2 separate regions of the Mus musculus genome follow, and region 1 is linked to region 2. Evidence: chromatin loops called from intact Hi-C (ENCODE). Cell type or tissue: gastrocnemius. All regions are shown on one strand. Links, peaks and the distances in the headings refer to the core of each region. The heading gives the core; the rest is flanking DNA.

Evidence for each region. Peaks named below come from ENCODE experiments on the same cell type or tissue, not always from the same donor. Only the 100,000 strongest peaks of a DNase experiment are listed, where the experiment ranks them.
Region 1: a loop joins it to region 2, with 3 times the contacts of the local background. A loop is called at or near these places in 30 of 42 quality-filtered maps.

What each region holds. Positions count from the first base shown.
Region 1 is chr3:32,192,649-32,195,568 of GRCm38, forward strand. All of the region lies in intron 5 of Kcnmb2 (potassium large conductance calcium-activated channel, subfamily M, beta member 2), which reads left to right. Among named protein-coding and RNA genes, the nearest start is that of Gm42201, 130 kb to the right of the region's middle. In gastrocnemius, for the core only: no CTCF peak of the experiment used is centred there; a DNase peak (open chromatin) is centred at 1,579.
Region 2 is chr3:31,788,963-31,791,882 of GRCm38, forward strand. No RefSeq gene overlaps it. Among named protein-coding and RNA genes, the nearest start is that of Gm33886, 100 kb to the left of the region's middle. In gastrocnemius, for the core only: a CTCF peak has its summit at 1,575 (motif pointing right); a DNase peak (open chromatin) is centred at 1,654.

The DNA of each region.
Region 1 (2,920 bases), core at 143-2,642, 400 kb after region 2:
GGTTCAGAATAGCACAAGGTTTCCTTACTTCAAAACCAAGCTTGTTCATGTTTCACCTGAGTGACTTTGTTTATTTAACTCAAGACAGATGAAATAAGGTGCCCTGGTGGCTGACGAGCTTTTAGGACAAATCGGATGTGCCTCTGTGATGTATTATCTTTTCAGGAAAGCTCTTAGGCACACTCCTCTCCAGGCTTACCAGCACATCCTGTTGTATTCTCTTTCTGACGTCTATCCTACATTGTTTTTATTTTTGACACCTGTGTATTGCTAGTTGGCATATTAGCACCATATTTATTAGATCCAATAACTATTTGGATTTCATTGAACATCTAACCTCTTCTTGAAATAAGGTAGTTCCTTTCTTATAAAAGAGCAAATAAAGCATAAGACTCTTCCTTGAAGAAGTCCCAAAGAACTGATGGTGCCCTCCCCATCATTGGAAGAAAACAGAGGCTGACAGTGAGGTTACTCAGCCAGATCCTGCCCTGCTGCTGGGCCCATCTTTCATCTCTGGGATGACGGCCCGTCACTCTACTTCACATGTGCCTAGTGAGGCATGTCTAAAAAACCCAACAGGTAGTTTAAGAAAAAAAACTTCCTGTCTATCATGAGAATAAAAATAGCTCAGTTGACATAGAAGATTCTGGAAGTAAGATGAGGTAGGGAAGGTCAATTCAGCTGTGATGAAAAGAACTGGAAAGAAGTGCAGTTGCTGAGTCTTAATTGGCCACCTAAGCAAAGAAGCGACCAGGAGATGCTGAAAACCAAGTTTTCATAGCTAGAAGAGGAAGGGTCATGGCGTGGATCACAGGGGCTAGAGAAAGAGGTCAGGTCTATTAACAAAGCCTGGGTTAAGAAGAGACTGTTAAAACAACTCTTAATTTACCATCATACACACAGATCAGCACATCATCATCAGTGTTCACCCCTAAATTATATATATATATATGTGTGTGTGTATCACCCCAATCTGTCAAGGATCAGGAATCATTGGTGCAGAAGAGGGAGTGAAATGATTATAAAAGCCAGAGTTGGGAGATGACAACATGGAAATTGTTCAGTGTACACCACTGGACATTTGCCCATGTGAATTAACAGTGGCTGTGACAACATGCATAAGACCTGCTCAAACTCAAACCAGACAAAAAATCTCAGTATAGAGGCAGGAGGTGGCCACAAAGTCCCTATTCTCTGATGAAGAACTATTGTTATTGATAGCTGCCAAGAAAGGGAGAGTTAGTTTTCTTTAAGGGTGTGGATCTAGCAGATTGACCTTCCAAGGGTTTATAGCCAGCACTAGTTGGACTAAGGGGACTCTCTGATGTAGAGGCCCCCTGAGCTGGAACTCACCTGAAAGCTACTTCCATGAGGATTAGCTTTCAAGGTACAGAAAGCATCATGTAAGCTTCCAAAGGAGAGAATAAATCAACCATCTTACATATAACAATGAGGCTATGAACCACAACAATGGACGTGACAACCAGCATGTCATGTCACCCTAAAAGTGCGGTGGTTCCATGCATACCTTGGTGGTTACCAAAGGTTCTATAAATGGAAGGGAACCATTCCAGGCACTGGGAACCTAGCCAATTATCCCAGGGCTGGTGACGTCATGGGTACTGGAGACCCTATAATTACCATTCTACTAAACCAGCATAACCCATAACGACATTCTACATATGTGTCCTTGAATCCACAGATGAGTGTAGTCCTCGCCCCTCATCATGGAAACTTCCTTCTGCAACAGAGACCATTACAGAAAAACACAGCCAAATCAAAATGCAGAGTTGTGGATCCCAGTCCCAACAAATACATCTACAAAACAATTCCTGTACGTAAGACTCAGGGAACACTTGAGAAGGGGGAGCAGAAAGATTGTGAGAGTCAGAGGATCAGGGAGTTTGCTGTGAGGTTGCATAGTCCAGGAATGTCAGGAACTACACCTGTAAAGTCTCACCAACACAACTTCCAAAGATGAGCTGATGAGGAACAACAATAAATGTGCTGATGTAGCTCGGGAACGGCCACGGGGCCTCAACCTTACACAGAGAACAACAGGCAAATGAAGGTAGGCTGAGAGCAGAAGGAGTAGTATTCCCCAGGTAAAAGCACACCAACCACTTATCTGATACCAAATGGTCAGCCCTGAAAACACATACAATTAACATGACACAGACTGAGATTGTTGGATGTAGGATGATGCATGCATATACATATATGCGTGTAACAATGATCAATGGACAAAAAGACCTTAAACTTGGAAGAAAGTAAAGAGGATTATATGGGGAGGTTTTGTGGAACAAATTGGGTTGGTGGTACTGTAGTTACATTATAATCTCAAAAGTAAAAGAAGTAATTAAAAAGATGTAGACTCAGAGTTGGATGGGTATGGAAAGGGGGAAGATCTTAGAGGAGTTGGGGGATGGAAGTAACTGTGATAAAAATATAATGCATAAACATCTCAAAAACTTAATAAAAATATTAATAGTGGATAATAAGAAGACTATCAAGGCAGGGAGACAGCTCAGTCAGGAAAGTGGACCATGCAAGCAAGAGGCCTAGAATTCAGATTCCCCAGGACCAATGTAAAAGTAGTGCATCTATATTCCCAGTGCTGGGGAGGTTGGGACGGGAGAATCTTGGAAACTCACTAGCCAGCCAGTCTAGCCAATTGGTGAGTTCCAGGTTCAATGAGAGACCTCGTCTCAAAAAAAAAAGAGGAAAATTATTTAGAACAACATACAATATCAACTTTTTATAATATCAACCACTCACATAAAATTATCCCCCAAACATATGATGAAGTCATGTGATATTAGATCATCACTCCATGTTATGCCCACTTCTGTAGCATACACTGCTTATACCATAATACCTAAATCTCACTTCCCAAGAGTACACGTGACTAAAGCTGGAG
Region 2 (2,920 bases), core at 88-2,587:
AAATATGGTACATTTACACAATGGAATACTACTCCACTATTAAAAACAATGAATTCATGAAATTCTTAGGCAAATGGATAGAACTAGAAAATATCATCCTGAGTGAGGTAACCCATTTGCCAAAGAACACACATGGTATGCACTCACTGATAAGTGGATATTAGCCCAAAAGCTCCAAATAATCAAGATACTATTCACAGATTATAAGAAGTTCAATAAGAAGGAAAACCAAAGTGTGGGTGCTCAGTCTTTCTTAGAAGGAGAACAAAATACTCACAGGAGCAATTATGGAGCTAAAGTGTAGAAAAGAGACTACAGGATTGGCCGTCCAGAGGCTTTCCCGAGATCCATCCCATATACAGTTACCAAACCTAGACACTATTGTGGATGCCAAGAAGTGCATGCTGGAAGGAGCCTGATATGATTGTCTCCTGAGAGGCCCTGCCAGAGCCTGACAAATGCAGAGAGGTGCAGGCTCACAGCCAACCATTGGACTGAGCCAGTGTCCCCAATAGAGGAATTAGAGAGAAAGGAATAAAGGAGTTGATTTGGTTTGCAATCCCAGGAAGAAAAACAATATCAACCAACCAGAACCCCCCCCCACCCCTCTCAGAGATCCCAGGGACTAAGCCATAAACAAAGGAGTACACATGACTCCAGCTGCATATGTAGCAGAGGATGGCCTTGTCATGCATCAGTGGGAGGAGAGGTCCTTGGTCCTATGAAGGCTTGATAGATGCCCCAGTGTAGAGGAATTGAGGGCAGGGAGGTGGTTTGGGGTGGGTGGGTGGAAGAAAACTCTCATAGAAGCAGGGGGAGGTAGGATGGGATAGGCTGAAACCAGGAAAAGAGATAATATTTGAAATGTAAGTAAAGAAAATATCCAATAAAAACTAAAAAAATAAAGATTGAGTTTTTAGGAAAGGGAGCATGGTGGCAGCAGTTGCAATAAAGGCAATTTTTAGGAAGTAGTTTATATCTGCTAGCAAAGAATTTATATTAAGTTGGTAGATATAGTATGCATAAAAATATTTAGCAAAGGTCATCAGACAGGCCTGTGCTTATGAGGACCATGAGCCTGCCTAACCCTCAGCTTCTGCCGCCTGGAAACATTAAAGATTTTCCAGCAAAGACTTCTAGCTTTTCAGTGAGCACTGGCCCTTCTTATCCATTTGTAGCCATTAATAGCCTTTATTCCCATTGAGGCCTATTGGTGATGGGAAGTTCTCAGAGAGTTGGTCATTGACTACACAACTGGACCGATACTACAGTGAAGCAGAAAGAAAACAGCCTTTGATTTGGAAATTGGTTAATTTAACAATCTGAGCAGAACCTAGAAAGTATAAATTAATATTTTTGTCTGGGCAAACACTAAAAGCAAGTGAATAATAAAAGTAAATTTAAATCAAATTCTGAAGTAAGTTCCCCCAAGGCTTTAAAAATTCAGTTAACTGTCCTTTGCTTTGCTTGTTTCTCTGTAATTTAAATTGCCAGTACACCTGCTTAGATGTAACCACTGTACAGAGAACAGAGAATAAGCTCACAATTACTGGAAATGTCCACAAGGTGTCAGCCTTGGGCCAAAAATGATAAACCTAACACTTAAAGGTGGTTTAAATTTTTTAAACTGAAGCTTTTTAAAATTTACTTTTTTGTGTATTCACTTTACATGCAGATCGTACCCCTCCCGATTCCTCCTCTCCTGCAATCCCGCCCTTACAAATTCCTCCTCCTCCTCCCCCATTACTCCCTCCCATTCTCCTCAGAGAAGGGGAAGCACCCGTGGGTACCACCCCACCTGGGACATCTAGTTGCCATAGGCCCTAGTTCCTCCTCTCCCATTAACATCCCCTCCCCCCAGGTAGTCCATCTAGGAGAAAGGATCCAATGCCAGGAACTGACTCAGAGACAGGTCCCTCTCCAATTGTTAGGGGACCCACATGAAGACCAGGCTGCACATCTGTTAGAAATGTGTAAGGTGACTAGGTCCAGCCCCTGAATGCTCTTTGGTTGATGGTTCAGTCTCTGTGAGCCCCTACGGGCCCAGATTAGTTGACTCTTTAGGCTTTCTGTGGTGTCTTTGATCCCACCAGCTCACTCAATTCTATCTCCCACTATTACAAGATTCCCCAAGCACCGCTTGATGTTTGCCTGTGGGCCTCTGCATCTGCTTTCAGGAGACGGTTCTGTTAGGCTTCTGTCTGTAAGCCCAGCAAAATATCATTAACCATGTCATGGATTGGCTGTCTTACAAGGGATTGTGTTTCAAGTTGGGCCAGTCATTGGCTGGCCCTCAATCTCTGCTTCATCTTTAGATCTGCGCATCTTATAGGCAGGACACAGTTTGGGTTAAAGGTTTTGTGGGTGGATTGATGCCCTGCTCCCCCCACTGTAAGTCCCACCTGGCTATAGGAAGTGGCCACTTCAATCTCCATATTCCCCCACTGCTAGAAGTCTCAGCCAGGGTCACTCCCATAGAGTCCCAGGAACCTCCCCCATCCCAGGTCTCTAGCTACTCCCAGAGATGCCCCAATCTGTTGCCACTCTCATTCCCAGACTTCTCCCACAGTCCCACCCCACACCTGATCATCATCCCAGTTACCGTACTCACCCCCTCTTCCACCCGTTTCCCTCTCTCCATCTACCACCAATGACTATTTTTTGTTTCCCCTTCAGAGTAAGATTCACATATCCTCCCTTGGGACCTCCTTATTAGTTGGTTTCTTTGGGTCTGTGAATTGTAGCATGGTTATCCTGTACCTTATGTTTAATGTCCAGTTTTGTACTTTCTGGGTTTGGGGTCCTTGCTCAGGATAATATTTTCCAATTCCATCCATTTGCCTGAATATTTTCACAATGCCTTTGTTTTTAATAGCTGAATAGAATTCCATTGTGTAATCATACGACATTTTCTTTATGC